4 separate regions of the Mus musculus genome follow, and regions 2, 3 and 4 are each linked to region 1. Evidence: chromatin loops called from intact Hi-C (ENCODE). Cell type or tissue: heart. All regions are shown on one strand.

Evidence for each region. A loop is a pair of places that touch in the nucleus more often than their neighbours do. Peaks named below come from ENCODE experiments on the same cell type or tissue, not always from the same donor. Only the 100,000 strongest peaks of a DNase experiment are listed, where the experiment ranks them.
Region 2: it touches region 1 in a loop (2.6-fold over the local background); 6 of 42 quality-filtered maps call a loop at or near these places.
Region 3: it touches region 1 in a loop (3-fold over the local background); 15 of 42 quality-filtered maps call a loop at or near these places.
Region 4: it touches region 1 in a loop (9-fold over the local background); 27 of 42 quality-filtered maps call a loop at or near these places.

The regions. Positions count from the first base shown.
Region 1 is chr11:95,043,595-95,051,594 of GRCm38, forward strand. Itga3 (integrin alpha 3) reads right to left here. Exons shown (of 26, transcript NM_013565.3): 23 at 7,858-7,956; 24 at 3,327-3,452; 25 at 2,855-2,996; 26 at 881-2,169. The coding sequence ends at 2,886. Among named protein-coding and RNA genes, the nearest start is that of Pdk2, 6.2 kb to the left of the region's middle. In heart, a CTCF peak has its summit at 3,575 (motif pointing right); a DNase peak (open chromatin) is centred at 3,567; H3K27ac peaks cover 1,065 bases; H3K27me3 peaks cover 1,040 bases.
Region 2 is chr11:95,228,486-95,236,485 of GRCm38, forward strand. All of the region lies in intron 1 of Gm11515 (a long non-coding RNA gene), which reads right to left. Among named protein-coding and RNA genes, the nearest start is that of Gm11515, 27 kb to the right of the region's middle. In heart, a CTCF peak has its summit at 3,659; a DNase peak (open chromatin) is centred at 3,666; H3K4me3 peaks cover 673 bases; H3K27ac peaks cover 354 bases; H3K27me3 peaks cover 2,957 bases.
Region 3 is chr11:95,247,774-95,255,773 of GRCm38, forward strand. All of the region lies in intron 1 of Gm11515 (a long non-coding RNA gene), which reads right to left. Among named protein-coding and RNA genes, the nearest start is that of Gm11515, 8.2 kb to the right of the region's middle. In heart, a CTCF peak has its summit at 3,749 (motif pointing left); DNase peaks (open chromatin) are centred at 2,608, 3,728 and 4,568; H3K4me3 peaks cover 442 bases; H3K27ac peaks cover 1,696 bases; H3K27me3 peaks cover 1,429 bases.
Region 4 is chr11:95,102,784-95,110,783 of GRCm38, forward strand. No RefSeq gene overlaps it. Among named protein-coding and RNA genes, the nearest start is that of Dlx3, 13 kb to the right of the region's middle. In heart, CTCF peaks have their summits at 751 (motif pointing left), 1,774 and 4,265 (motif pointing left); DNase peaks (open chromatin) are centred at 1,638, 2,858, 3,878, 4,268 and 1 weaker place; H3K4me3 peaks cover 1,253 bases; H3K27ac peaks cover 1,434 bases; H3K27me3 peaks cover 474 bases.

The DNA of each region.
Region 1 (8,000 bases):
GAGCTCCTGGGCTGGGCTGGGCTCCCTACGTGCCTCTCCTGATCTTAGGATGACATGAGAGCTTCTCACAAAGTGGGCTAACTGCTGATTCGTGGGTCTTCCCCACTGGACTTTAGTTTAAGGAGGACACGGGTTGTGTCTGACCTAGTCGTTGCTTTATTTGCAGTGCTGAACACACAGCCTGGCATGTAGTAGAGCAGACAGACAGAAGAAAGGAAGTGAGGTTGGCAGAGAGGCTTCAGGTCTGTGAGGGAGGATCGCTAGACATCGACCAGCCTAACAATTAGAGGTGGCGGGTAGCACAGAGGGTGTACTTTCAAGGGCCAGGCCAATTGGATGGGACCTCTCTTCCTCCCCCTGCCCCCTCTCTCCCTTCCTAAAGTCAGCTTGGGTCAAACCTGATGATGGACCTAGCACGGGAGAGGATGAGTTCAAGAAACCTGATACCCTATCACGGGAGAGGATGAGTTCAAGACCATCCTGATCCACATAATTTGAGATCAGCTGGGGGTGCGTCAGGTCTGTTCTCAACTCCCCTCCCTCCCTCCTTCCCTCCCTCCCTCCCTCCGTCCCTCCCTCCCTCCCTCCCTCCCTCCCCAAATCCAGGCCAGGAGCGTTTGATGTTAGAATGAACCCAGCAGGAACAGGCCACAACTCTGACAGGTAAAGAAAGCACTCCCCCATGTATGGCGCTCTCCCTAAAACTGGATTTCCGTGAACTCTGTGCTTGAATCAAAATCTCTCATGTGTGGCTTGCTGTGGGGTGCTAGGTCCATCGCCAAGGGACCAGCTAGGGAAGGGTATTACCCCTCCAGACTGAACGGAGATTGGTCAGGACGAGGGGCGTTGGGGCGGGGGCAGGTAGGAGCAGACACAGCAGTACAAACTGGGAACAGTTTATTTATTTTAGTGAGAAGCCCATATACAAAGAAGGCACAGGATCGGGGAAGTTGTTATAGTACCGTGGGGTGGAGGGGACAGAGCTGGGGAGTGGGCCTGCCTGTGGACCGGGATGGGGAGAGGACCTGGGAAATCAGCCTCCACTGCTAGAATGGGGATGCAGCCCCTGGGGGAGGGGAAGAAAGCCACAGGCAGCTCAGAATCTCATCTCTGTGGTCAAGGGAGCAGAGTTAAGTCTGGCCAACTGGGGCAGGGGCTGGGCCCTCCCCTGCCATGCTACATTCAAGTATCACACCCCACGTGGTCTCGTGGGGATCTCCAGGCCTTGCCCAGGCTGAGGTGGTCAGGATGGATCAGAAGTCTCTCCTCTTCATCCTACCAATGTCTGCTGCGCCAGGACCCTGCTCTCTGAAGGATGCCGCCATGCTCCAGGTCAGTCCCAGCACAGTGTGTGCGTCCAGGCTGCCCACGGTCTCTCTTTGTTCCTTCGGGCTGCGTTTCTTGCCAGCTCTCTCTGTAGCCACGATTTTAGAGATGCACCCATAAAGCCCATTCCGGCGACCTGCTTTCTAGTTCATTGCTCTTGCGTCTGAGCACGCAGGTCGTAAGAACATCCCCTGGGTAGCCTTTAGTGTAGCCCTGCGCTCCAGTGCCTGGCAGGAATTGCAGCTGAGCCTGACTGTCTCCTCCGCATCAGTAGTTTTATTCTGGACAGTAAACTCCATCCATTGACAATGGCTCAAGGGGGATTCAGTGTGGAGGAGCCGTGTCCCCACATCAGGGACCTTTTCCTCCTGTCTCCCAGTAGAGGCGCTTTGGCTTGGTTTTGGCACAGACAGAGACTTGGATACGGCACCCTCCATGATATATCAGAGCAGGCCATTAGCAGTAGGCCCTGTGTGTGTGTCCACTGTGCAAGGGCTGTGCTGGGCTCAGCATTGCAAGGTCTTGAAGGAGATTCCAGGGCCCCAGAAAACATGCCTGCACTGAAGAGGGATAGATGCCTGAGCCTGCTGGTGCCAGCCAAGGGCGTGGCCCCCTTTGGACTGTCGGAGTCATAATTTATGATAAATAGGAAGGAAGGGAGCGCCGGAAGGTTTGTCGGGGAGGGCATCAGTAGTATCGGTCCCGAATCTGCCAGCTGGTGACCCAGTGCTTCTTGGTGGGTAGCGTGCTCCCTGGAGGTGGGTAGCGGTCCTCCTCCCGGATACGCACTGCATGGTACTTGGGCATAATCCGGTAGTAGCGGGTCGGCTTAAAGAAGTCACACTGGGGTTTAGGCAGAAGAGAAATTGTGTCAGTATCCAGAATTCAAGCAGGAGAAGGTCTGCACCCCCCACCTCCACCGCCCCCACCCCTATGGTCCTTACAGCAGGCCATAACTCCAACATCCCAACTTCAGTATGAAATGGGCAGATGAACATCCCCACCCCAGGCCCAGAGGAAGGAAGGGCTGAGGAAGACACAGAGGAGAGCAGAGGCAGTGGAGACTAAGCGGCTGCAGAGATTGTGGACCAGGAAGATGCGGTGGTCTCAATGGCCAGTACTAGAAGTGGGTAAGACAGTTATCCTAGGGAGATGGTGGGACTCAAGACAAAAGAGATTGGCCTCCCTTGGCCCCCTCCTTGCTTGTGGGAGGAGAGAGGACTTAGAGTAACTGTGGCCATGCCTGGTGATCAGACAGAGACAGGGTCTAGCCTTGACTATTTCTCTTTTCCAGTCCTCCAGAAAGCAGCACGCTCATTGGGAGGATTTCCCAGCATACTCTTGGGATTTTAAGCTCCTGAGAGCCAGGTGGATGTGGGGGCACGGGGGAAAACCAGAATGGCCTGCACTTTGGGGTGGTAGACAAGTTGAGATCCAAGCAGACCCCAAGGCAAGAGGAGCAGACAGGACAGAATCAGAGGCCCCAGGCAGCTGGGGATTTGGAGAGGAGATTCATAGGCCATGTTACCCGGGTGGGCCGGGGCAGGGGGGCTGACCCCTCAGTAGTCGTCGGTCAGCCTTTCTGTCTCTGACGGCTGGCTCTTCATCTCAGCCTTCTGCCTCTTAGCTTCATACAGGGCACGAGTGCGGGCTCGCTTGAAGAAGCCGCACTGGAGGGAGGAGGTGGGGGTGGCCATCAGGGTTGCTGGTAGACCTGGCCATCAGCACTTGGGGAGCTGGGGCTTAGAACTGAGGAACCTGGAAAGCTAAGTCCTGAGCCCAGCTTCCTGGATAGCCAGATACCAGAGCCCCTATTCCCCTTTGCAGCCTGCAGCTCCCTGGGGCATGGGTGGGACTGGAAGCTATGGGGAGGGGCAGGGAGTATCTGGGATGGAGATGAGGAATGGGATGCAGAGCCACGGGATGGAGGGAGGTTGGGTGAGCAGTGCTGGCACTGGCGGGTCTGAAGTGGGAAGCCCCAGTAGGCTGGGAGGTTCTACCTTCCACAAGAGGAGGATGATGAGCCCCAGCAGCAGCAACCCAGCACCCACGGCCACAAGCACCAACCACAGCTCAATCTCAGCCGGCAGCTCCTCCACCAGCTCTGAGTCAATGTCCACAGAGAACTGCAGAGGAGAGACAAGTGCTGGGTTAGCCTGCTGAGACCCCACATTTGGCCATTTTCTCAGTCTCTGCCCAGCCCATGTTCCTGTCATTTGACCTACAGCCACTAGGGGGCAGTCAAAGAGTTAAAAAGCCCCCGCAGTACTCATGGACACCAGCAGGTCTTAGACAAAGATTTGGCCACAGGGGCAGGTTTAGATCTGGTAGGCAGCCTGATGTCTGAGTTTGTGACACACACACACATTTAGACTTGCGTGCCAACTCTGTTCCTGATAAGTTGTGTGACTGTGGGCTAGTATAGTAATTTCATCTCTCTCTAGTTCTTTCATGTGCTCTGTAGAGACTATTTGCAGTTATTTTACAGTATAGCCATGGCCAAAAGCATGCGTTGGGAAGTTGGGCTACTTGAGCTCATGCCCAGCGTTGCTATTCACACTGGCTGAGTGGCCTTGAACGAGTTACTCAACCTCTCTGTTATTGTCTGTAATCTGGGAATGCTAATTTCCTACCTCAAGGGCAATTGGACAGGATTAAATGGTGGTTAGCATGGGGGGACTGCTCCGAGTGGCACCTGTTACATGGCGAGCTCTTCATAGTTATTATAAACACAAACAACGCATAGCAATTGGCATGGTTTTTCCCCTCTGTGGTGGCATGTGTGTGGTCATTATGTTCCCGTATGCATGTGTGTGTATAGGTTAAATAGCCTTCTGATGCTTTGGATCTTAAGTGTTTCAAGTTTGGGATTTTGTTTTATTTGTGGCTCAAAAAGTTCCCGGTTTGGAACGTTTGCAATTCCAGTGTTTGGAGTCAAAGTTCTCTACATGACTATGCTTGATTTTTCACTTCTTTTAACATTATTTTGATTCAAAAAAAAAAAAAAGGTAACGGAGAAAATTAAGGGTCTCCAGTAATTCTGTGCTCTGGAAAAGACTGTTTCCACAATGAACAGTGGTTAGTGTACGCTGATGATCCCAGCAGGAGGAAAGAGGATCAGAAGTTCAAGGCCAGCCTGCATGACAGGCGGCCCCTATCTCCAAAGAACAAACAAACAAGCTGGCGTGGCCTTTGATCCTAGCATTGGGAGGCAGGGGCAGGTGGATCTCCATGAGTTAGAGGCCAGCCTGGTCTACTTAGGGAGTTCCAGGACAGCCTGAGCTACACAGAGTGAGCCTGTCCCATGAATGAATGAATGAGTGAGTGAGTGAGTGAGTGAGTGAATGGATGAATGAATGAATGAATGAATGACAGAAGTGCAGAGTAAATCTCTGTACTGAACTTTTCTATTTTGGGGAGAGGGTCTTGTTATGTTAGCCCAGGCTGGCCTCAAACTTTTAATCCTCTCTCAGCCTCCCACATGTTGAGATTATAGGCATGCATCTGTGTCCCCTCCCAAGCCATCTCCATATTTTTAATACACCTGGTCCACACTGATGGAATCACACTACATGCACACTTCTGCCAGCTTCATCTTCCCCAAGTTTTTTATGAATAACATCATCTTTCTGCCTCAATTGATAAAGGCCAATCTGATCTCTTCTGAGGACCGCACACGCAGTCATTGTAGAAATGGACCACATTTTATTGAGCCAATCTCCTACTGACAGACATTTAGAGCCTTTCCAATTCCCTTCTCTTATTAACAATGCTCTAAAATACCCTCACATTTTTATTTATCTTTGTATACTTGTCCTGTTAGCTCTTGAAATATATGAGCATGTGCCAGATCAAAGGGAATGCGTGCTTTAAATTTTAATGACTATTGACAAATTCACCTCCACAAAGGAGCCACCAATTTAGACTCCCGTCAGCAGTGTTTCCTGCCACTGAGCATCGCCGGATGGCATGTCTCTTTTTAGTATTTTCCAATCAGATGGGCAGACAGCTCTTCTTTGTTGTTTTTATTTCTTTGACTTTTAAGGTTTTTTGTTTAATTTGTTTGTTTGTTTTTGAGACAGGGTCTCAATATTGTGTAGCCTTGGTTGGCCTGGAACTCACAATGATCCTCCTGCCTCAGCATCCAGAGTGCTGAAATTTAAAGGTATACACCAGTATGCCCAGCTAAAGGGTTTTTTAGACAGGGTTTCTTTGTGTAACCACCCTAGCTGGCCTGGACTTTGCTTTGTAGACCAGGCTGGCCTCAAAGTCACAGAGATTCACCTGCCTCTGCCTCCATAGCACTGGGGCTAAAGGTGTGTGCCACCATGCCCAACAGGTTTTACATTTTAAATGTTAGAATTTAATATTAAATTGTGTATATGCATGTGTGTGCTGTGTGGGGATATGTGTATATTAGTGCAGACTCCCCTGGAGGTAAGGAGAGGTTGTCTGATCACCTGGAGGAAGCATTACAGGCTCTAAAATTAATGTATTAGCATCTTGTAAATTGTGATATTATTGATACATAAATCTGATTGGTTAATTAAGAATCTTGATTCTACTGGGGTATTGTGTATTGTGATGTGATGGCTGACCATGGGGTGCGTAGTAGCAAAAGGAACTTGGTGGGGGGGGTCCGGGGTGGGCACCAGAGAGATGACCCTGCGGGAGCCCTGTGGTCCAGCATGGCCAGAGACTTGGCTTCTCAGAGAGTTGACAGGTTCATTTTTAAATATTTCCCGCAACAGTAACACACAACTTTAATACCACCACTTGGGAGGCAGAGGCAGGCAGATCTCTGTGAGTTTGAGGCCAGCCTGGTCTACAAATTAAGTTCTAAGCCATCCAGGGATACATTGTGAGGCCCTGTCACGGAGGAGGAGGAGGAGGAGGAGGAGGAAGAAGAAGAAGAAGAAGAAGAAGAAGAAGAAGAAGAAGAACAACAACAACAACAACAACAACAACAACAAGAACAACAAGAACAAGAACAAGAAGAACAAGAACAAGAAGAACAAGAAGAAGAACAAGAAGAACAAGAAGAAGAACAAGAAGAACAAGAACAAGAAGAACAAGAACAAGAAGAACAAGAAGAAGAAGAAGAAGAAGGAGGAGGAGGAGGAGGAGGAGGACAACGACGACAAGGGAGAGGAGGAGGGAGAAGAAGAGGAGGAGGGAAGGGAGGATGAGGGAAAGCAGGAGGAAGAGGACGGGGGAAGAGGAGGAGGTCTGTAACATGACTACATTTCCAGTGTCCAGCCCTTTCCCCACCCTTCTTTGTCCCATTCACTTACTTTAGGAAATGCATCCCTGAGTCCTTCACCAGCCTTCCATAAACCCTGCTTTGTGTATCTCCTATGTGTTTTCACTTATATCCATTTCACAACAAATCATTAGGAATCTGTCATATTTCTTCTTCCAACTTAGAACATCCCCGACCTCCCCCCCCCCATCTCAGAATTTCCTGAATCTCACTTGGACTGGGATAATTTCAAAAAATCTGACGATGAGAGAATATTCCCTATCCATAACTTTAATTTTTTGTCGTATGTTTATCCCCAGGTGCTTTACGCTCTTTCAGCCGTACATACGCGCATTGTTCTTGTTCATGATTTATTGATTGGCTTGGTTTTGTGAGACAGCCTTGCTATGTAGCCCAGGCTATCCTTGAGCTCACTAAGTTGCCCGGGCCAACCTCCAACTTGAATCAATGCTTCTGTACCAGCTTCCAGAACACAGCACTCCAGCACGGCCAGCCCTTCTTAATTTTTATTTATTTACTTATTTTATTTTATTTGGGGGGGGGGGTGTTGAGACAGGATCTTTCTATGTAGTCCTGGTTGTCCTGGGACTCACTATGGAGACCAGGCCAGCCTTTAATTCACAGAGATCCACCTGCCTCAGTTTCCCAAGTGCTGGGATTAAAGTATGTGCTACCATGTCCTCTCCCCTACCTTTAAAATTGTTTGTTTGTTGTTTATTTTGTGTGTGTGTGTGTGTGTGTGTGTGTACATCTATGTGTAGGTCCCCTGTGTGCCCTTTTGGAAGCCAGAGGTCAATGTTGGATGTCTTTCTTCTATCATTCATTCTCTACCTTTTTAAAAGATGTGATATCTCTCAATGAACTAGTAGCTATTTTGTCTAAATTGGCCATCAAGTCCCCAGCATCTCCCTGCCTTCACTGACCTACAGCTGAAGTTACACACATGGGCCAACACACCCAGCTTTTAACTGGGTGCTAGGGTACTGAAGATCGGAATTCAGGTTTTCATGCGTGTTGAGAAAGGCCTTTGCCTGCTGAGCCATCTTCCCAGCCCCTCGCTTTTAGTTTTGAGGCAGAATATCAGTAAGTTGTCCGGGTTGGCCTTGAATTCACTATAACCTAGGCAGCCCTGTGACTTAATGATTCTCTTATTCTGTCTCCCAAGAAACTAAGGTGGCAGGCCTCCAGCAGCAGGACCAGCATCATTGTCCTCTTAGAGATGCTCTGTGCGGTGTGGCCTGGCCTGAGGCTGCTGCACACCTACTCACCCATGTGGTCTTGTTCTCCATGTTGATGGTAGGGATGCTGGTTCTCAGGAACAGGGTAGCCCAGCCATCTACCCTGACTCTGTCAAAGTCTTTGTAGTCCTACCAAGAAGACAGAGGGGTCACAACTAGCAGCTGAAGTCTCT
Region 2 (8,000 bases), 180 kb after region 1:
GACTGTGCGACAGGCCCCCTGACTGCCCCAGGAACACCACACAATGCAGCATGCTTCCAGTGTGGCTTTGCTTCAGGATGGGGACAGTGTTCTGGGGGCAAAGACCAGGAGCAAAACTGCAGCATCCTGGAGGAAACAGTTGGGTATTTATGGGAATGTACCCCGTTATGGGTACTAGCTGAGCAGCCACAGCCCTACTGGGCTGGGTAAACCCCAAAGGGTTAATGCTGACCCCCGATGACCTTTAATTCTGAGCTACCTGCTGAGTGTAGAGACAGGCACATACAAGTGATATCCACAGTTTTCAAACCTCATGCTGGGCAGGTGGTGGAGCCAGCTGGTGACAAAGGCCACTAAGGAAGAAGGGACAGCTGGGTTTTTTTTTTTTTCCCAAGTTCTGCCTGCCCCTCCCCCTCAGACATTTGCAGAAGCCACTGTCCCCTAATACCTGAGAGTAAGCTTTGGATGACTCTGAGAAGTGCTTCAAAATGTCCTGCCCGAGCTCAGAGGCCTTGTCTTTCTCAAACGCTGGGACCTGGGAGGCAGGAAGTGGCCCTGGTTCCACCACCCCTAGCTTTCAGAAAAGAAGCCCCGTGTTGATTATCCCGAGTTTCCTGGGTTCTTTCCAGAACATTCTCCCCTTTCTGCAAGAATTGTCCTCCAAGGAGAGGAATGATCACTTAATCCAAGCACATACAATACCAAGGCGTAGCAGTAAAGGATCTCCCTCAGGGCACAGCCAGCTGTCATTCAAAGGTGGGGACCCAGATCTGGGGGATCTGGGTTTGGGTCGGACCAGAGAAAGAACTTTCTAACCTTCCCGTCCTAGGGTTGGAGAGAAGACAGAGTGCCTCATCGGGAGGAAGCAAGGGATCAGATGTACACCCGCTGGCCCGGCTACACCATGCCAGCGAGGCAGAGCATGCAACATGGCGGTGTGAGACTCCAGGGGACTCTGTGGGAGGAAGCAAGGGATCAGATGTACACCCGCTGGCCGGGCTATACCATGCCAGCGAGGCAGAGCATGCAACATGGCGGTGTGAGACTCCAGGGGACTCTGTGGGAGGAAGCAAGGGATCAGATGTACACCCGCTGGCCCGGCTACACCATGCCAGCGAGGCAGAGCATGCAACATGGCGGTGTGAGACTCCAGGGGACTCTGTGTCCCAGTGGTACCTACGAGGGTAGAACATTAGTGTCCAGGATGCTTGCTGATGAGAGAGGCCAATGTGGACAGAGTACAGCCACACAACAGCAGGCTCGCAGTGGCCCCGTGTGAGAACTGGCTTTGTGCGTACAGACCCAGCTCAGGACTTAGGAGCTATCTGCTAAGATGAATAGGTTTGTCACACACACACACACACACACACACACACACACACACACTCTCTCTCTCTCTCTCTTTCTGCATACACACCTGCATTAGATCCCATTATAGATGGTTGGTTGGGACCATATGGTTGCTGGGAATTGAACTCAGAACCTCTGGAAGGCCAGCCAGTGTTCTTAGCTGAGCCATCTCTCCAGCCCTCAGTAAGTGCTTTTAACCACTGAGCCATCTTTCCAGCCCTTTAAATAAATACTGATTAAAAAAACATTTTATCTAAACTGGGTGGTGTTGGCTGAAATCTTTAATCCCAGCACTTGGGAGGCAGAGGCAGGCAGATCTCTGTGAGTTGCAGGACAGCCTGGTTTACAAAGTGAGTTCCAGGACAGCCAGGGCTACACAGAGAAACCCTGTCTCGAAAAACCAAAACCAAACAAAACCAAGCTTTCTGTGTATGGGTGTTTTGTCCACATGCATCTCTGTGCGCCATGTGAGCATAAGGGCAGTGTCCGTGGAGGGCAGGTTGAGTAAATGACCCTGTTGTTTGCTGCCCATAGTCCCAGATTCAGGGTCCCTGCTCTCTTCCTGTCCCTGGGGATTCTTCGCAGACCCTTTCCTGGGGCTGCGTTGAGTCCCCTGAGACTGGCATTATAGAAGGTGTGAGCCTCCATGTGGCTGCTGGAACTGAGCAGACATTAACTGGGAAAGCAGCCAGTGCTCCAACCACTGAACCATCTCTCCAGCCCCATTTAAAATTGTTGAAGCTGGGCTGGCGAGATGGCTCAGTGGATAAGAGCACTGACTGCTCTTCTGAAAGTCCTGAGTTCAAATCCCAGAAACCACATGGTGGCTCACAGTCACCTGTAATGAGATCTAATGCCTTCTTCTGGTGTGTCAGAAGATAGTTACAGTGTACTTATGTGGACCAGAGTGAACAGGGACTGAGCAAGCAGGGTTGACCGGAGTGAGCAGAGGTCCTAAAATTCAATTCCCAACAATCACATGAAGGCTCATGACCATCCGTACAGCTACAGTGTACTCACATACATAAAATAAATAAATCATTAAAAAAATAAAATAAGCTGGGCGTGATGGCGCACACCTTTAATCCCAGCACTCGGGAGGCAGAGGCAAGCAGATTTCTGAGTTCGAAGCCAGCCTGGTCTACACAGTGAGTTCCAGGACAGCCAGAGCTATACAGAGAAACCGTGCCTCAAAAAACCAAAAATAAAATAAAATAAAATTGTTGAGGCTGAATCTGTCTCCCTACCTTGCCCTGACTGTCCTGGCACTCACTCTGAAGCCCAAACAGGTCTTGGATTCATGAGTGTCCCACCCCAGCCCCTGAGTAACTGGGATTGCAGGCCTGAGCCACCAGGCTCAGCCCATAACTTCTTGAATGAAATCATCTCCGTCTTCTCCTCAGGCCCTGGGGAGCTGAACTCAAGGCCTACCACTGAGATACACCCTATGTCCCAAAATATTTTGTTAAAATATACATGTATATAATTTAGGGGTAGATGGGAGGAGCTGAGGCAGGTCAGGGAAGACCTTGCCTGACTCTTAAAGCAACAGGAAGGAAGCAATGACTTCTGGGACATTCTTCTTGTCTCATGGACAGGTGTGTGTGTGTGTGTGTGTGTGTGTGTGCCCGCGCGTGCCCGCCGGGTGTGTAGAGCTGCCTCCCAACCACTTCGGTCTATGGCTGCCAGGCTTTAAGCCTCCTTCTCCCCTTCTTTCATCACTGCCTCAGGAAAGGGTCTGTGCGGGACCTCCCCAGGGACAGAAGAACAGGAACCCTGCATCTGGGACTATGGGTTGCAAACAAATAGGGTCCTTCACCCAACCTGCCCTTAACTGCCTGGATATGCGCAGTTTCTTTTTAGGATTTGTTTTCTAAATGGGATTTCCTTAGACCGCCCTCGGAAGGGAGATCTATTTTTGGGAAAGAGCGGAGCAGGGCCTTGCCCAAGGCTGCATGGCCTCTTTTCCTTCTCCTTGGGACCCCATACAACCAGAGCAGGCATCTGAGACCCCCTTCCTGCCACCCGCCCCCAGCTGACTCAATTCCTAAGATCCTCTCCCTCTTCTGTAGATCTGAGGGAGGCCACTTGGCCTCTCCATGCCTCGGAGAGTCAGCTCACTAACAACAAAAGGATCAAATGAGATGTTTGTGAAAATACTTCGTAGGGGTGGCCGTTTCTCTTTCCCTAAATGCAAGCAGCCGCTGCGGGGTGGCAGCGCGGGAGGACTGGAAAAAGGTCGAAAGAAGGTGAGGATCAGCTGAGGGGGGCGATGGACCAACCGCAGCCATCGAGCGGCACCCAGAGGCCAGAGCGGAAACTGCATGCGGACTGCCAGGGGGCGGGGCGGCCAGGGGGCGGGGCCTGGAGGGCGGAGCCTAGCCCTCACCCGCATCTTCAGGTAAAGATGGCCAGGGCCAGCTAGGACAAGGCAGCCTGCCCCGAGATCCCAGAATTGAGCTAATCCCAGGCTATAAAGGACAGGGATGAAGTTCAGAGCGCCATCCAAAAAATAGAAAGCAAAGGCTGGAGAGTCTATTTGGCCCAGGCCCCTGCCTCCAATCTCCTTCATACAGGATGCATTGTGTCTTCTTGTGTTTGCTTTCTGTGAAAAATCTACCTGGAACAGAGTGTCCAGTCTCACCTCCACCCCGAGGTCACTTCCCCAGGTCGAACCCTCTCTAAGGAGCAACCCCACTGCAGACTGCCTCATATGTCTCTCCCTCTGCTCAGGCTGGGGGGAGGGAAACCACCCGCCTTAGTCACCCCAGATAATCACCTCTGGTCACTCACTGTCTGGCCTCTTCCTCCAAGTCACTCGGAGTATCTCTTAGACATTATCTCACCGTGCAGGCCTGGTGGGTGGGTGGGTGTCAGGGAGGGAGCAAGGGGGAATGCAGAGCCAGCTTTGAGCTGGAAGGGACTAACATATCTACTCGTCCTGCTTCCCAGTGTAAACTAAAAGATGACATCTGATCATAGGTGAGATAGAGGGCAGACAGCTGAAAGAACTTCTTAGGGGATTGTGATCGACTACAACTGGTGCCCACCGAACAGCATTTCTGAGCCAAGCGCTGTGAGGGCCTAACAGGAGGTCCATCCTTAGGAAGACATCATTCTTGTCTTATAGATGAGGAAATCAAGCTCAGTTGCCCAAGATAGGAGAGGGGAGGTGCTGAGATTCAAGCCTAGGGGTTCTAACTCCAGGGGATGCCTTCTAGTGAAGTAGTGGAACACTGAATCTGAGGCAAGAGCATACCTGGGTTGACCTCCTATATGACCCCTAAGGGCTAACTGGGTGACCTTCAGGTGTCTGTTGAAGCTACTGATATAGTCTACTCGAGCCTGACTAAGCCCCTCTCCCATCACCATGGAAGGCTTCCCTGTGAAGCCCTTCCCTGCTCAACCTCTGTTTCCCTGTTTGAGACAGCATCGGATGTAGTTCGAGGTAGCCTTATCCTTGCTATGTAGCCAAGGATACCCTGGAAGTCTTGATCTTCCTGCCTCTACCTCAAGACTGCTGGGAATGTACCACTATGGATACCTTACCCCAGCATCTCTGGTTTGTTTTGTTTTTTTGAGACAGGATTTCTCTGTGTATCCCTGGCTGTCCTGGAACTCACTTTGTAGACCAGGCTGGCCTTGAACTCAGAGATCTGCCTGCCTCTGCCTCCCAAGTGCTGGGATTAAAAGTGTGTGCCATCACTGCCTGGCTCTTCCCAAAATCATCTGTGACCTGAGAATTATGTCCTGTCTCATTCCCTGAACACACTGTCACACGCCACCCAGCAGTCTGACCCTACAAAGCCTGCAGGAAGGAGGGTACTGAAAGCATTCCACGCTGGGATCCGAGCATTTAATAGGGGTCATGAACTGCTGTGACCTGGGAAATTCCTCCTGCTGTCTGACCCAAATCCTTTCTCCAACAGAGTAGCTGGAGTTCTTCATGGAATGAGAGAGGCTGCCACAACCTGTGCCTTTGGTAGAGGTATGAGGGACAGTCCAGAGCTTTCACAGATAGCTTGATGGGACACTGGGTGCCACAGGGCCCTTCTCAGCCAGGATGGGAAAACAGATGTCCCATGTGTATCCTGGTCTGGAACTCAGTCATCATCCAGGGTTGTCCCTCACAACAGCTGTCAACGGGGACATGCCCAGGCTGCCTATCTGATGGGAGCCAGGCTTGCTCAGGTCCCTGGCCCCAAGAAATCCTCACCACCCAGCCCTTCTCCACTGCTGGCTTGCTGGTGTGGTTAGAACAGTACTGTTCAGCAAGTCTTCCAAGGGACCCTTGGGTTGCATGTAGGAGGAAGGCCGAGGAGGACAGTCTGAGCTGAAATGGTGGCAGAGCCTTGGGATCCATACCTCAGCCTTGAGGCAATGACTCTACAGGGTGGAGGGAGGTGCTCCAAGACCTCAGGAACCCAAGAGGTGGGGGTGGGTGGGGTGGGGGAAGATAGCTCTGTCCCAGGAAGAACTACTGGGATGGAGACCTCTTCTTCTCTCCCTCCTCCCATAAACACTGGATCATGGCAATAGAGGCTCACACACACACACACACACACACACACACACACACACACACACACACGTACTCTCTTGGGATGTAGACACCAGGCTTCCAGCAGAGGACAACAGTCCAGCTGTCCCCTTTCCAACCCTGCCATCCTGTCTTAAACCCACAATGCCAGAAAACTCTGTCACTAGCTACCCCTAGGACGTCCCCCTCAGCTGTGGGTCTGGTAGGAAGTCTCTGGTGTCTCTGTCCTGCTGCAGTTGTGCCTCCTTGTGAATCCCTGCCTCTGTGCAGAGCTTAGGGGTGCTGGACACTCAGTACTGTGTAATGAGAATCGTACAGGCTCTCTGGCAACTTCTCTTTTACTGACAGCATCCTTCCTGGGAGCTCTATGGGGAAACCTCACTCCTATGGGGGTTTCTCAGCTCTCTTGGCTACGCTGCCTGCAAATGGGGGTCCTGAACCGATCAAACCACGGGATGAATGGCAGGCAGGGTGCATAGGCTGGAATCTCCCAATCCTGGTCTCCATTTCCAGACTCTCCTCTTGTCTGGGTTCAGCTCACAGAGCTTTTGTGGGAATGGCCACCGTGTCAGGGTCACTAGAGCAGCGGCTCCTGGGGCAGACTGAAGATGCCACCCGCACAGATGCTTTGTATGGGTCAGTGATTCTAGCAGCAGCGATGCTGACCTCAGCAGAAGCTTACAGAAAATCCTGGCTCCAGGGGACCTAGAAACATACGCCTGGTATGGTGGTGCATGCTTGTACCTCCAGCACCCAGGAGACTGAAGCAGGAAGATAGACTGCAGGAGGTTCATCTGGGCCAGTTGCTGGAGGTGCACAGTGTGGAAGGTATCTTTGGGTATAACCTTGTTGATAGTTCTCTTTATATTAAAAAAAACAAAAAACTTTTTTTTTTTTTCAGTCAGGTTGCCTAGGCTACCCTCTATCTTCCTCAATAGATGAGGGTGACTTTGAACTTCTGATCCTCTTCCTTCCACATCCTGGCTGCTGGAGTCTCAGGTATATTCCACCACAGCCCGTTTGTGTGGTTCAAGGAAAGGAACCCAGGTCTGGGTGCAGGCTAGCAAATGCTCTATCAACTGAGTTATGTCCTCACCCTTAGCTCTCTGCATTGGCGTGTGTATGCCAAACCATGATATCACAGACATTATTGCTCTGAAGTGTTTATTTCTTTATCATATGTCACAAACATCTACAAAGCAGTTTCTATGCCCAGGCACCCTTCTGGCTACTTTCCAAATAACGCTATGAGGCAAGTGCTATTAGCCCCATTTCACAGGTGAGGAAACAGAGGCACAGGGATTCGGGGATGGGCCCAAGTCACACCCCTCATAAGTGGCAAAGCTTAGCCTTCAGCTTGGACTGACATCAAATCTGTTGGCACCAAAAGAGTCTAAGGTGCAAAAAAAACCGGTGATGGGTGTTTCTGCTAGTGGCTCGTGGGAGGCACAGTGTGTAAGGGATATCCCTAGAACTTTTCATGGGCCTCTTTCACTGGATAATTGTTAGTGACGATCCACTTAAAGGAAAAAGAAACATTTCCCAAGCCCCTAGGAAGTGCAACTCCCTTGCCCTGATCCAGTCTGTGCTGGCACTCGAAAGGGCAAGGTACATCGGTAGAATCCTCCGAGCGCTAACTGGAGTCCCCCCTCTACGTCCTCTGATGTCTCCACCCACTGCCTCCATTAGACTCCTCGCTGTCCCGTCTCTAGGAGCTGCACACTGGCAGAAACCACAGACCATATGCCTTAAGCTCAGCTTGTGGAGAGAGAGTTACTCAGAGCCTCTGTGCCCAGGCACTGGGCTGAAACAACTATCAGAGGGAAAACACGCGGGGGTTGGGGGGTGCAGAGACACACTCCTGCATGCCCATCGCTCAGAACGCTGAGGCAGGAGGATCGCCTCAGATACAAGGCCTGCCTGGGTTACCAAACCCCTTGGCTTCTACATCTTACATCTCTGCTCCTTCCAGGCTGGCCCTCACCAGCCCATCCCCCTAAGCCCTCTCATGCTCGCCCATGCTGCCAGTCCCCAGAGGACTCTCTCAAGCTGAATGTCTCTGGCTACATCCTCAGCCATACCCAGGCATCAGCAAGCAAGAAGACGCAAG
Region 3 (8,000 bases), 200 kb after region 1:
CCTGGGGGTCACCACACACCCAGCAACATAGTCCTCCATAGCAACACGGCACCACGATGCCCAGGGGCCCAGAGAGGGTGCCCAGGAAACACCAGCACCTCCCACAGAGCCAGCATAGGCTGCACATTATGGCCTCTCTTTCTGTTGTCTGTATCTACCTGCCCCCAACCCTCCCACCAGTTGCAAATATGAACTTCAAACGCATCAGGGAGTCTCGTAGGAAAGAATGGAAAGGGGGCAGGGTGTAACTCAGTCAGTACAGTGCTTGCTTAATATGGACTGAGCCTCGGGTTTGATCCCCAGCACTGCATAAATGGGGTACATTGCCACATGCCCAGGGTCCTAGCAAACAGGAAGTGGGGCAGAAGACCATCCTAGGCTACATGAGACTCTCAAAATTAATAAATAGGGCCTGGGAAGATGGCTCAGTTAAGAGCACTTCCTGCTCTTCCAGAAGACCTGAGCTTGATTCCCAGCACCCAGGTTCAGTAGCTCCCAAACCTTGGTAACTCCAGCTCTGTAGGTTCTGATGCCCTCTTCTGGTCTCCTCAGGTAGTGCACTCATAAAATACACACACACACACACACACACACACACACACACACACACACAAATAAAATCTTTAAAAATAAGTAAAGGAAGAAGAAGGCTACCTCTCTCTAGGTCCCAAGCTCTATCGTCTGCCTACCTCTCCTGATGAAAGATGGGCCCTTGATGCTTTGGTCAGGACTAGATACAGAATAAGCCCTCCATGGGGAAAACCTAAGACAGACTGCATCTGAGCTGGAGGAACAGGTATCGGGTGCTGATGTTGCTTCCAGTGTCTTCAGGAGCCCTCAACTTCTAGGGACAGATTGGGACCATCAGAGTCAAGCTCAGTTGCCCCAGTTGACATGGGCATTTGTCATCACCTCCTGGTGTCAGAGAGAGGCCAGTTCACACTGGACCCTTCCCTCCCTGCCCCGAAGCCTGCCCGCCCTGCAGCCCAGGGGCCCAGCTGTGGCAAGGCCAGTCCCACTGTGGCCGGCGTCTCCAAGGATGAAAGATCTCTGGCTCCTTGAGAAACCAGGGCTAAATATACCCCTTGCCTGCTTTCTGGAGCCTAACTGGAACCAGCTGGGCAAGACTCACCCTTCCTCCTGCAGGACAGGCCTTGGGCCATGACTGGACAGACAGACAGACCATGCCATGCCTAATAGCCCCAGACCCAAGGAACTGAGTCTGGAAGTAGACCAGGAAGAAACTAATGTCTGGATGGATACCTTTCTTCCTCCAACACCATCAAAGACAGGGATGAGAGAGTAAATCATGTGAGACCAAGCCCAGCCCATGGCAATGAAACACTTGAGAGACTCAGTTTTCCTATCTGTAAAATAGGAATAAAATAATCCTGACCTCAGAATGTTGTCAACAGTGAATTAATATAGGTCAAAGGCTGGGACAGCATCTGGCACACAGTAAGTGCTCAATAAACTCTGGTCATAGGGACTGGGGAGATGGCTCAGAACGGAGAAGCTGGCTGTATAAACATGAGAACCTGAGTTTGGGTCTCCAACACCTACCCAAAAGTCTGGGTATGGCAGCATGCTCTGGTATTCTCAGGCTGGGAGGCTGGGGCAGTAGGATCTTGGGGGACAGTCTGAATCTCACTGAGTTCCAGGTTCAGTAAGAGACTCTGTCTGAAAAGTAAGGTGAGGCCGGGGAGCTAGCTCAGCAGATAAACATGTCAGCCTTGCAAGACCTGCAATCGGCCCCATGGGCCCAGTGTGAGAGGGGAAAACTGACGCTGGAAGCTGTCCCGTGATGTTCACACATAAGTGCACACACCTGCAATCAGACACCTGCCCCCCACACACATACATGCATGCACCTGCACTCAGACACCTACATCACACACACACACACACACACACACCTCACAGTAAAAGCCAACTTAAAAATATTTTTTAAAGGGTTACATGGAGCAGGCATGCTCATCTTTGATGCTAGTCTCAAGAGAGAGGTAGGTGTCTATATAATAAATTCCAGGCAAGCTGAGGTTACACAGTGAAACTCTGGTTGGTTGGTTTGTTGTTGTTTTCTTATTTTGTTTTATTTTGTTTTGTTTTTGGAAGGTAGAGATCAATAGAGGAAGATGTTGACCTATGGGCTCTGCATGGGTCCATCAATATGCACACCAGCACGCACACACACACACACACACACACACACACACATACATACACATGAATTAGTGATTGTTACTGTGACCACTCTGTGCCAACCCAAGGCCACAGTCCCGAAGATAATGGGTACCCAATCTTATTAGACTGGAAAACTGAGGCCAGGGTTAACCGTTTAGACCAGCAGTGTTGAAAGTAGAGGGATGGGCCAATATGGTGCAGATCGGTGAGGGGTCCATGGGCCAAGACACGCCTCCTCCGCCAGCTCTGCTCTGGCCACGTCTTGAGCTCCCTGGACCAGGACTCCGCCCACCTGTGGTCAGCGCTGTGGCTGGATCTCCCACGCCTCGTCTTACTTTAGCGGCTCCAGGCCGCTGCCCCAGGACAGCCCACTCTCAAGCCTAGTCCAGAGGCCTGAAATAGGAAGGAAGAGGGGCCTAAAAATAGCTGTAATTACAGAGGGACCCTGAATGGGGGATGGTGGCTACTCTCTGGCTCCTCCTGGGTACTGCCACAGCCTGTTCAGGGTACAGTTCAGGCCCAGGGTAGGACTCCAGCCTTGTCTTCTGTTCCCCAGTCCACAGGGCCTCCCAGTGGGACAGAGAGTGAGGGGTTGGGGGCAGGGTGAGGAGGGAACTGAGCCTGACTCCAGGGCTGTGGCAGCCAGGCCTCCTCTGCTTCCCATACACATCTGAAGGACACAGCACTCCTTACAGAGTGCTGCATAGCACACTGCCCTCACCTGTCCTGTCCTGATGCCTGCCTCCTCCAGGAAGCCTGCCTAGACACCTTTCCCCAGCTTGCCCATCACACCATCAGGGACTCCTAGAGAACAGTTGCCAGCTCCAGCTACAGAGATGGGCTGAGAGCAGCAGAAGTGCCAGCTGATACCCAGGTTCCTGAATTCTGCAGCATCCAGAACAGCATGATCACAGCCCATCTCGAGGCAGATTTGAAGGAAAGCCAACGTGCCCGTGGAAGGGGCAATGGCAGAGTCAGCATGTGAGAGATCTGATCAGGGAACCCTACACTCAGAAATCCCCAGGGACGCCGGGCGTGGTGGCACACGCCTTTAATCCCAGCACTCGGGAGGCAGAGGCAGGCGGATTTCTGAGTTCGAGGCCAGCCTGGTCTACAAAGTGAGTTCCAGGACAGCCAGGGCTACACAGAGAAACCCTGTCTCGAAAAACCAAAAAAAAAAAAAAAAAAAAAAAAAAAAGAAATCCCCAGGGCTTTGGAACCCACAAGGCTTAGATTTGAGTCCCTTCCACAAAACCGATACTGACTGTCCCACCTTCATTTCTCTGAGTTGTGTTCCTTTAGTAGATATGTGAGAAAGACCCCTCAGAGCTGGAGCTCTGTGGAATGAGTGTTCTTGATTTCTTGACAGGAGTCTCAAGAGAGTCAGCAGAGCCCTTGGCCCGGGAGCTGGGAGCTCATGTCTTCAGCTATATCCTGACCAGGTGTCAGAAGCTTCAAAGGGGCTGGGGCAGGGTGAGAAGCTAAGAATGGTGAGCCCTCCCGGGGTCGGGTGCTGGTGCGGCCGCAGTGACAGAACACATGATGCGCTGGTGCCATCTGGTGGCCACCAATGGCAATGACGGTCACCTAGATTGAGGGAGAAGGAGAGCTCTGAAAAGTAGAAGCCCAGAAAAGCAGGAAAGAGCGGGGAAAGGGAGGAGAGGAAAGGCAGAGGAGCTGGAAGCCCCAGCGAGAGGCAGATGCTGTGGAAGACAACAACAGTTCCCACCACGTCGCTGTGGGCCAGGCAAGCTGGAGCAATAGACCATGAATATTTTCCTGTGGAAAGGCTCCTAGAGGCCACAAAGGGCCCAGAGCATACAAGTGCGGGCTGATTCAGGTAAAACAAGGTATTCAAGGTGACCACCAGTCCTAGACTGGGTTTCATGTGTCTTCGGCTGCCTAGTCTTAGTCTCTCCAGGAGCCCCGGTCATCTTCCAGCCCTCAAAGGTTTGCTGTGGGCACCCCATGGATATGTGACATCAAAGGTCGCTAATACAAGAGCCTAGCACACACTGACTAGTCCAGGGGCACCCATGGCACGCACCTGGGTGGTGCAGTGTCTTGGGGCGGGGGGGCTTGTTTCATTCTGTTCCCGGCTTCCTCACTGGGGTGGGAGGTGGAAGGTGAACTTGTTTACCACTTCTGCTCCGGGCAGTGGAGATGAGCTCAGACTGGCCCTGTGCCTTCCATGGGCAGGGCCAGGCCTGAGTCATGGGGGTCAGATGACTGCTGAGGCTAAATGGGTCTTGTCCTGCAGCCCCCAGCAGCCACGGTGCACCCCGCCCTTTCAAAGCAGTCAGGCACCTCTGGGCCAAAGAGAGGGTGGGTGGAGAGGGTACAAGGTTCAAGCCATTGCTGGCTCCTCCTCTGGTCAGGGGACACCAGGGCAGTCAAAACTGCTCCATCTGTCTCCAGCCAGGCTTGTCCCCCTGAGTGTCCTTCACAGGACTGCTCTCAGTCCCCTGGGGGAAAACTAGCTTAAGCCAGCGCCATCCTGCAATGCCACCAAACGCCTGCAGTTACAGGCCGCAAACATACTTCTGACCTGAATGGAATCTGAGGGTGATGTGACTTTTCCCTGGATCTTATTCCATTATATTGTAAAGCAAAGAGGAGCTCCAAGTCTTCCAGGGGGCACATCCCAACTGACCTCTAGTTTCTGCTCCTGGGGCTACAGTGGACAAAACCTGAGAGAAGCCCTTAGCTCAGTCCCAAGGCAGGTGCAGGGGGCCACAGGGATCTTGAAGACCCAAGTCCTGGCTCCCGTGGGACGGCCTGAGTAATATGGTCAACCTCACTTACCACAGTCATTGTCTCAATGTGTTTTGCCTTTCAAAGCCTGCCCTGGCATCATGGGGTATTTGGTTCCTATTAAAAAAGACACTCTTCTGGGGCTGGAGAGATGGCTCAGTGGTTAAGAGCACAGGCTGTTCTTCCAGAGGACCCGAGTTCAATTCCCAGCATCCACATGGCAGCCTACAACCATCCATGACTCCAGTTCCAGAAGTCCTGACACCCTCTTCTGGTTTCAGTGGGCAGTATACACACATGGTATATAAAATATACGCACGTGCAGGTAACACATCAATACACATAAAATAAAAATACAAAGGAGTCTTCTTTAAGTAGTCTTTGTTTTCTAATTTTTTTTAAACTTTGAAAAAAAAAAGATTTCATGTACCCCAGGCTAGCCTCAAATTCACTATGTAGCCAAGGATGACCTTGAACTTTCCACCTCTACTTCCTGACTGCTAGGGCTGCAGATGGGCACCTCCAGGCCTGTTTTTTGTGCTACAAGGAATCAAAGCAAGGGCTTGATATTTGCTTAGGAAAATACTCTCCATCAACTGAGCACCCAAGCAACTGTCTGCTTTTGTTTGTTTGTTTGTTTGTTTGTCTTGTTTTGTTGGTTATTGTTACATACAGCCTGGCCTGGCCTCAAATTTATGTTTCTGAGTGCTTGGATTAACACTCATCTCTGAAAATAATTCCTTAAAGTGGGCATAATAGCACATGTCTTCAATCCCAGAACTTTGGAGGCAGAGGCAGGTGGATTTCTGTGAGTTTGAGGTCAGCTGGGTCTGTGTAGAAAGTTCCAGGACAGTCAGGACTATACATATGGAGACCCTGTCTCAAAAACAAACAAATAAATAACCTTTTTTGGTTTTGTTGTTGTTTTTGTTTTTTTCGAGACAGGGTTTCTCTGTGCAGTCCTGACTGTCCTGGAACTCACTCTGTAGACCAGGCTGGCCTGGCTGGCCTCGAGCTCAGAAATCTGCCTGCCTCTGCCTCCCAAGTGCTGGGATTACAGGCATGTGCCACCACCGCCTGGCATAAATAAACTCTGTTGGGTTTATAGGCATGTAACTCTTTGCTTCAGATTCTGTGGGAATCCCTGCCACCTTCCCTGACACCGAGAATCACAAGGTCCACCCCTCTGTTGGGCCAGAACATTTGCTAGGTTGTGTTTGTGGCCTTATGTCTGCTGTTTGGAAACATTTGGGCCTTGTTCCTCCACAAGCAGGGTTTTGGCACTAGATCAGAAAGGAGCCCCTCCCATGGTCCCTTCACCCCACTATGCAACCTATAGGGTTTGCACAGATCCAAACACCGAGGCAGCACTGGTCCAGGTCTTGTCACCAGACTCACAGGGTGGCCTGACCTAGGACAATCTCTCCACCCCTGGGCATGGTTGTCCTTTTCTGTACAAAGGTCTTCTGTCCTTGAGACTTCAGGATACAATATGGTAGTAGCAAAACTGGCCGGCTAAGGGAGACCCAGGGGAGACCAGGCTCAGGGTACTCACCCCTACCCTCTGCCCCTCAGCCCCGAGCTGGCACCAACTGCTTCCCACCACAGGCTTGGCAATGCCCACTTCCTCTTGGCCTCCCCCGAGCTTTGCTGATCCCCCACACTCCACCCCCGTCAGCCTCCTGCTTCAAGCCCTGACAGTGCCCCGGCACCCCCATCCGCTCCTCTGATCTTCTACCCTGGCAGCCCCTCTGCCCAGCTTGGCACCGCATCCTTTACCTTACTGCTGCCAAGAGCGGGCATCACCCACTCTCTATGCCCAGGCAACAGGGCTTGACTTTAGCCTCCTCAAATCTTCATGTCTCAACACTATCCTTGCCCACCAGCCCCTGGGCACTGGAGACTCACTGACTCCTGCAGAATTCAGCATGGTCATCCCCCTGCCTCAGGGCTAACTACCTCTCCAGCTGGTTAGTGAGGTAACTGACACTCCCTTAAGTCTCATCCCGCCCACCCCCCTGCTCGGTGCTGGGGATTGAACCCATGGCCTCAGGCATGCCAGGCAAGCAGCACTCGACCCCAGCCGCAGTTGAAACACTCCTCCAAGGTTCTCAGACTTCCACTGCGGTCTCTTTCCCAGAATTTACTCATTGCACAAGGCACACCGAAGTGTGCAAAACCAGAGCCACACCCCAGGTTAAAACACCAGAACTTGGGCTGGTGGAATGACTCTGCCTGTAGCCAACTGTAACAACCTGAGTTCAACCCCTGGGGTTCACGGGATGGAGGGAGAGAATGAACTCCCTCGGTTGTCCCCTGACCACACACATGGGCATGTCCCTACCTCATAAACAAAACACATAGACAAACAAACAACAAACAAATGCATGTAAAAATTTAAAGAACAAAAACCAACCCTTTACAGAGAGAAATGAAGGCACCCTGTGTCTCCCCCGGTCCCAGATCTGTCTCTTTCCTGCTCCCCTTCCCATACATCAACTGCTTCCCAGACTGAACCCCAATTCTGCAAAGTGTTTGACACTGTCCTGGCATCTGCATGTATCCGTTTATAAATGGACATGTTTTTCGTGTTACTAAGCGGATGGGATCACCTTATAGACAGCCTACTATATGCTTAGTCTTTTTTTTCCCTCCTAATTGCTGGATGTTCTCCAATCGACCCACTTCGCTGGGTTGTAGTACCCCACACTCTTCATCTCTAGTCTGTTCATTCACATTTCTCTGGGTGTTGTCCCCTGATCCCCATGCACATGTTCTTCACAGAGGTCAGAGGTCAGCCTCAGGCATCAGCTCTTGCCTTTCACCCCGTTTGAGGCAGGGGCATGCCAGGCTATCCATCTTCAAACCTCCCTCGTAAGTCTCCTGTCTACCCTTAGGACGGTGGGACTACAGACTCATGCTATCCCACGTGGCTTTTATGTGGGTTCTTGGGTTTTTGCTCAGGTCCTCACACTGAGCCATCTCCCCAGACATTTTGAGGGTTCTTGGTGTTCTCTAACAGCTCCAGCACCACCCTTGCTCCTTGAGCCCAGTGCCTCCTC
Region 4 (8,000 bases), 59 kb after region 1:
TACTCAATGTTGCTTTTCACTTCCCTGGCCCCCACCCCCTTCTCCTCTTTTTTTTTTTTTTTTTTTTTTTGTGGGTTTTTTTCGAGACAGGGTTTCTCTGTATCACTCTGGCTGTCCTGGAACTCACTTTGTAGACCAGGCTGGCCTCGAACTCAGAAATCCACCTGTCTCTGTCTCCCAAGTGCTGGGATTAAAGGTGTGTGCCACCATGCCCAGCTGCCATCTCCTCTTTTTAAGGACTGAAGAGGGACCCTGGCCATGTGAGCCCCTGCTCAGCCCTTTCTGCATCCCCAGCCCCCCTGTGACACTTGCTTAACAGTGGCTCTTCTTCCTTCTCTTTGAAACACAGACTAACTGGGTAGTCTCAAACTTGTGATCCTCCTGCCTCTGTCTCCCTAATGATTGCTTAACCCCAATTTTAATGAATAATAATTTCTCAAATTTTGCCTTTATACTTAAATACTTTTGGTGTCCTAGTTAAGAAATTTGTAAGACAGGTAGCATGCTATACACCTAGGGTCTCAGTAGGTAGGAGGCTAAGGCAGAAGGATTGCAAGTTCAAGGCCAGCTTGGGCCACACAGTGAGACCCTTTCTTCAACTAAAACAAAAGCCATGGGGCTAGAGAGATGGCTCAGCGGTTAAGAGCACTAGATGGTCTTCCAGAGGACCTGAGTTCAATTCCCAGCAACCACATGGTGGCTGGCAACCATCTGTAATGGGATCTGGTGCCCTCTTCTGGCCTGCAGGCATTCGTGCACACAGAACACTGTATGCATAAGTAAATAAACCTTTAAAAACAAACAAACAAACAAAAATAAGCACCAAGGAGCTAAGGGCTAGTAAGGACAGCTGCCACTGTTCCAGGTCACTCTGTGCTGGGCCAATGTCAACCTGTGGGTTGTGCCTAGCCTAGCATGACTCCATTTTTAAAAGCAACAACCTTTTGCCTGAGCTACCTCATTTTGAGTAGAAATGCAAAGAAACAATGATTCTCTGTTCTTTTTGTTGTTGTTGTTGTTGTTTTGACACGGACTCACAATATTACCTTGGGTTGGTCTGAAACTCTCTGTGTTTACCAGGCTGTCCTCAAACTCACAGAGATCTGCCTGCCTCTGACTCACATGTTTATGCATGTGTCTGTGCATGTGTGTGTATGCCTGCCATACCACACATGTAGAGGTGAGAGAACAACTTTGGGGAACTGGTTCTCTCCTTCCACTGATTAGAACCCAGGGCTGGAGTGAACACTATCAGGTTCCAGTGCCTTCCAGCCTGAACCATCTCTGTCCCACGACTCTCTCTCTTTACACAAATAAACAGGCACCAACACACCAGGAGACACAGTAAATTACTTATGCTAAGAAATGGTGACATCTGCGCCTAGGGTCAAACCATCACAAACTTCAAAGCTTACCAATCACTTGGGAAGCAGGAGCACCCAAGACCAAAACATGTCAGGTACACTGACGAGTCAGCTGGTCACTTGTCACAAACTCTGTCCAGGAAGATTATCCTATCCTAGGGCTCCTGCCCCTGTCTCTGTGCATCCGCTGTTTCTCCTGCTCGTGACATTCATCCTGCTTCAAACTGATCCTCAAATGGCCTGTCACCTGGACTTATTTATTTACTTAGCTTGACAGCTGTGTGGCGGAGTAGCTCTGGGCCTTTGGTTCATAAAATTTCTTATCTGGTTTCCTTCCTGTAGTAGGACTCCTTATCTGGTCCTCCACAGACTTCCTTGAACTTCAGGTCAGCTCTGCCTCCCGCAGGACAGTCAGTCGGCCTGTAACCTGTGCATCTGTGTGTTCTTGCGAGAAGTGTTAGTGTGGACTCTGACAGCTAATATTAGGAGTTGAGATTAGAATCAAAGAAACTGTTAACAACCACAGGAAAAAATCAGAACAACTGGCAAATCTCTGCCAACCGAACCAAGGCGGCTTGGGAATGTATTGTTTTTTTTCAATAAATTCTGATATTGTGGAGGACACAACGCTCTATGTTTCTGATGTAATATGTTGAGGATAACTGGGGATGTGGCTCATGGGTTGATGTTTGACTATCATACCCCATTTTAGCATTAGGACAACACTGTTGAAGTACTAACCAAACCAATACCTAGGTGCTTCTGAGAAGACTGGCAGGCATCTTAGCCAGAGAGTAAGTGACCTAGGTACAGGTGGGAGGCAGGAAGGCTGGCCTTCACCGTTAGCCTTGTAAAGACGGGAAGGGAGCTCTGAAAAGAAATCGCTCCAGGATAGAGAGAGTCAGGAAAAGAGAAGGAGGGGGGAGGGGAGAGGGAAGGGGGGGAGGAGGAGGAGGAGGAGGAGGAGGAGGAGGAGGAGGAGGTGGTAAGGGCTAGGGGAACCAGGGCTGGAAACCCAGAACACGGTGTTCCCAAGGGTGGAAGGGACCATGGCCATAGAAGGCAAGTCCTAGACCCAAGACACATAGAAAATGGTCAGAGCAGAAGCAGTCTGCACGAAATAAATTCTACTCACCTGTCTCTCGACTCACATCAGCATTCAGAGATGGAAGAGAGAAGGCAGCTGAGAAGGGCAGGGGGCGGGGACAGAACATAAAACAAAACAAAAAAAATCCGAGGGGAACAGAGCAGGAAGAGAAAGAGAGCCACCGAGAGGAGACCTTGGAGCAGCGCACAGTGTTGAAGAAGACCTCTGAGGGGTGCAGGGAAGGAGCGAACAGAGATAGCCCCGCAGAAGCCCAGCTAAAGCAGACCCACAGACCCAGACCAAGGACTTTAAGCCGCCCCCACCCCCACCCCCCGCCCGCATTCTTCCTTCCGGCTGACCTCCCCGACTCAGCCCGGAGGGAATGCGCGGAATGTGATGAACTGATAAAGAGCGGAACTCCCACTCCACCTGGCACCCGAGCGCTTGGCGCGCCAGGCCTTGCCCACCTCTTAGATGTACTTGCAGGGAACACAACACTAATGGGGAAGAGGACTGCTAGGGAGGTCTCAGTAGAGCGCCTCGGATGTGGGGCCAGCGGCCAGATGCCAGAGCTGTGGGCACAGCTAGATGCCTCCCAGCTGAGCTGTGCTGTGAGTCGCCAGACCCGGGACCCTGGATAAGGGAGGATGTGAGCTGGGGCAGAAGTGGCAGATCTCTTCTGGAATCAGAAACCTGTTCAAAGAATGGTTTCCAAGATACTCTCTGTCCCCTGTAGGCTCAGCATCCTTAGGGTGTAAACCCTTGAAGCCCCGTGGTTCTTATTAAGGTGGGAAGCAGGCACCTCCACGTTAGATCAGGGCAACTCCTTGGGCAAAGGGTGCCAGGTACTGGGTGAGTTCCTCAGTGCCGCCTCCTACACATCACCCTGCTTGGCACAGGTGGGTGGGTCCCCATGATCTCCTTCTACACATAGTTGTGTGCAGTAGACCACCTTCATCTGGACCATGCATGCAGGGCTCTGTGTGAGGAACTAAGGCCTGGGCAGTGTACAACCCCAAACTCCCTGGTCTTTAGAGGATGTCCTTAGGAGGGGACCCTGTCAACAGCCAAAGAGAAGATGCTTCCAACACACCGGAAACTAGTGACATGGGGGGTGGGGTGGGGGGACGGAGGAGGGGCAGCGAGGGAGATTCGAAGAAAACAGATGGATTCCCAAGCATCCCAGGCCCAGGCGTCTCTAGTACCCATCCTCAGCTCCCTGGCTACTTCTGAGAAAAGCTGCTGAAGAGAGCAGAAGGAAGCAGCAGGAGAGGGGGCTGGGATTGGCGGTTTGAGGTTGAGCGTGTTTAGAGGAAGAAGAGAGATGGGGAAAACCTCAGCCCCAGGGACCATTGTGTGGCTACACCTGAGACCCGCTGCGGGCGACCTGATACAGGGCAGCGATCCAAACATTGCGCAGGGCCCACTGCCTGCTGGCTCTGCTACAGAGGGAAAGGATAGGAGCACCATCCCAAGTGGCTGCAGCGGGAAGAAACCCAGGCAGTCCGCCATGTGGCTTAAGACCTGGCCCACAGACACCTGCCGCCATTGTAGGCCTGACCAGCGACAGCCTGTACCGCCCGCTGAGCAGAGAGGGAGGGTGAAGTGCCTAGAACATCCGTCCACCTTGTCCTAGCCACATCTAAAACAGTGCCTCCTGGCACAAAAATGTGCTTGGGGAATAGAAACCATGAATGAATGATAATCGAATAAATGACCGAAGGATGAATAAGCAAACCCATCACTCAACCGAGTTATCCTAATTCCCAGCCGCTAGTCCTTTGGAAGTGGGCGGGCCTGCCACCTGGTGGTGACCATGGTAACTGCAGTCACTATAAGCGCCTGCCCCCACAGTGTAGGTAGGATCTGGAATTGGCTCTTCCTCAGGTTAGCCTTGAATTCACAATCCTCTTATCTTGAGATCATAGGCTTATGAGTGTGTGGCGCGAGCCACTTACAATTCTTCGTAGAAAGAGACTTCTAGGGCTGGAGAGATGGCTCAGCGGTTAAGAGCACTGACTGCTCTTCCAGAGATTATTCATTCAATTCCCAGCAACCATCTGTAATGGGATCCAATGCCCTCTTCTGGTGTGTCTGGGGACAGCTACAGTGTACCCCTATACATAAAATAATTCTTTTTAAAAAATAAAAAAGGAAGAGACTTCTAATGCTTGGAAAAGTCCACCTCCAGTTTGATCTTTTTTCCTCTCTCTTGTCCCACCAAACAAAGAGAGGGTAGGCAGGGGGCTTCCTGCCCTCCCCACAGAGAAACAGAAGAGCTATAATGAACTCTGGCTGCTGCCCTCTGCCTTTTTTCCAACATCTGAATCTACAAAGTCAGTGGATGTCTCTCAACTCAAGTGAAGAAACTGCCCGGCTGCTCTCCCTTGAGAGGGCAGGTCCAGCCAGCCCAGAGCCACATGCCACTATTGGCTGGGACAGAGATGAGAACCACCAGAGTCAAGGCTCCAACTGGGTGACATGCCTCTGCTCTGAAGACAGAAGGCATCACTGTGTGCCTTTGGGCAGGTCTCTCTCCCTCTCTGAGCTTCATTCTACATTGGTAAAATTGGGGCTCTGACACACTGCGGCTTTGTCTGTCTGTCCTGGATAAACACCCTCAGCATCTCTCTCCACCCTCTACCTTCTCTTCCCCCTTTATCCTGCATCTCAGCCTCCAGGGCCAGTTGCAGGACACATGGATGCTCAACTGTGTATTTGTTTTCTATTGTTGGAAGGACACGCCCAGATGTGATGAACTCACTGATATTTACTCTGGCATTCCCACTAGGTATAGAACCCCAATTTGACTGGGACAAATCAAGTCTCATAGGCCCTCGGAGGATGGGGCCTTGGAAGGGCACAGCCTGTTTGACAGCAGCAGGTAGAAGTATCCATGTGACTCCTTGTCCCTGTCCCAATCCTGGTTGAAGTGCCCTGCCCCTGAAGCCTCCATGGTGTCCCACAGAGGCCAGCCCCATTCTGGGGGACACTGTCTCAATCCTACAAACCTGCTTCTTTGTGCCATAGACTCAGTGTTCAACTCAGGCAGGGCCCAGGCTGCCAGGCTGTCTCACACACTGCTCCAACTACTGAGATTTCCTATCAAGCTCACAGGACTAGGCAGGTAACTTGGCTGTTGTTTTTGTTGTATCTCTTCCTATCTTAAGATAAAATCTGGGGCTGGAAAGATAGCTCAGTGTTGTGTTAGAAGCACAGCTCCAGACAGACCACACCAGGCCAAAGAGAGAGAGAGAGAGAGAGAGAGAGAGAGATCAGCGGGAGGGGTCTTCCTTTTATTTGGATAGTGATGTAGCCGCAGGTAAAGGTGGGAAGTGAGCCAAGTGGATTCTGGCAATATGGTGGCGGTTGCCTTGGCAACAGGTGTGCAGGTCGCTGTCGCCTAGGTGAATTGTCAATGGGTTCGGAGCCAATCCTGACACCAACACTCAGTGATTAAGAGCACTCCTTGCTCTTCCAGAGGTCATGAGTTCAATTCCCAGCAGCCACATGGTGGCTCACAACCATCTGTAATGGGATCCAATGCCCTCTTCTGGCACACAGGTGTACATGCAGATAGAGCACTCATATACATAAAATATATAAATAAATCTTTTTAAAAAGTAAAATCCTGGGGCTTTTCTCTACTTGCTCCTCCCAGATGTTCTGGGGAGGCACCTCTACTCATCTCCGGGGAAACAGAGTTTGTGTGGGCCCTGGGAGGTTTATTGTAAGGAATTGGATAACATGACCGCAGAGGCTGACATGTCCCAGAAGTCAGCTGCACATAAAATTAGCCGTCCATGGAGCCTAACTCCCTCTATGTACCCACCCTTTTGGGAACAAAGGCTGCTGTTAGATATTGTGCATCATCCAGGGACCATCAGGGTTGAACCTAGAGTGGGGAAAACCCAGGGAACCTAGCAAGTGACTAGTCAGATGGGCTGAAAGGGGCGTGGACTCCCATGAGTCACTGTGCTTCCATACAGGGAAGTAAGGTATCCCTGCTTAGCTCCACAGAGCCACAATCATGTCCAGGTGACTGGGCTACAGGAATCCAGGGAGAGAAGGTGATGATTTTTTTATTGTGGTTTTTTTTGAGACAGGGTTTTTCCTACAGCCCAGGCTGATCTGAACTCTATGGAGGACCAGCCCAGAGCAGGGCTGGCCTAAGATCCCAGGGGCAGCCTATAGTTGTTGTATAGTCTTGGCTGGGTACAAGATGTAGAGGACAGGGTAGGAAGCAATTGTGACTGTCCTTGAGAGCTTGCTGCCCAGCGAGAGACACATCAATAGGTCATTTCAATAATCCGGGAAGTGATCAAATGGAGACGTGTTTGCTTGGCTCTGGGGATCTAGCCCAAAACGATTTAACGGAAAGCACTTTGGCTCTCCGCCAAGGGGGTAATGGCCAGCCTGGATGCTTCTGCCTGTGCGCCATCTAGACCCTTTTCTGGGAAGGGCCCCCACTCCCCTAGAGTGGGGAGGGCTGTTATCTCACATGGTGAGTGAATGCGGGACCCAGACAGGCCACTCCCTTAGGAGACACTAACTGGTTTGGGGATAGGTGTGTGACCAGTGTCTAATGAGATTCAATCCCTGGTCCATGTGGGAGAAGTGCCTCTTCCACCAGGACTTCTGGGAGATGGAAATGCAATCCAGCTGGGAGAAGGGATCTGAGAAGGACGGCAAACAGCAACTTAGACCTGAAGAAGCCCAACTCCTCAAGGTGTCCAAGTGACCCTGGCTTGCAGAAGGTAACACCAACCTCTGGTGACCAACTTTTTTTTTTTTAAGATTATTTATTTTATTTTATATGTATTGGTGTTTTGCTTTCCTGAAGATCTGTGCATCACGTGTGTGTGGGAGGCTAGAAGAGAGCAGCAGATTCCCTGTAACTTCCGGATGGTTGTTACTGCTGTGTAAGTGATAGACTAGAACCCTGGTCCTCTGCAAGAACAGACAGTGTTCTTAATGGCTGAGGTGACCAAAATCCAACCCCCATGACCAAAATTAGAGAGCTAGCCTTGCGTGACACAGTCATACCGAGCAAAAATGACAAAACAGAAGCTGGGTGTAGTAGCACACACGCCTTTAGTTCCAGCCCTCGAGAGACAGAGGCAAGCAGATCTCTGAGTTTGAAACCAGCCTGGGCTATAGAGCGTGTTCCAGGACAGCCAGGGTTACACAGAACATTCTCCCCCTGATACTCCCCCTTACACCCCAAAAAACAGCTATCAAATGGCTCAGTGCTTAAAGGTGACAGTGACGGTGATGGTCCCCAAGCCTGATGACGTGTATCTTATCCTTAAAACCCACATGAAGGAAGGAGAGACTCTACTCCTAAAAACTGTCCTCTGACCTCCACACGTGCACCAGGTCATCTGTATGCTCTCACCTCCAGTAAATGAATACATGTTTGAAAATTAAAAGTTAGCAATAGGGCTGGAGAGATGGCTCAGCAGTTAAGAGCACTGACTGCTTTTCCAGAGGTCCTGAGTTCAATTCTCAGCAACCCCATGGTGGCTCACAACCATCTGTAATGGGAT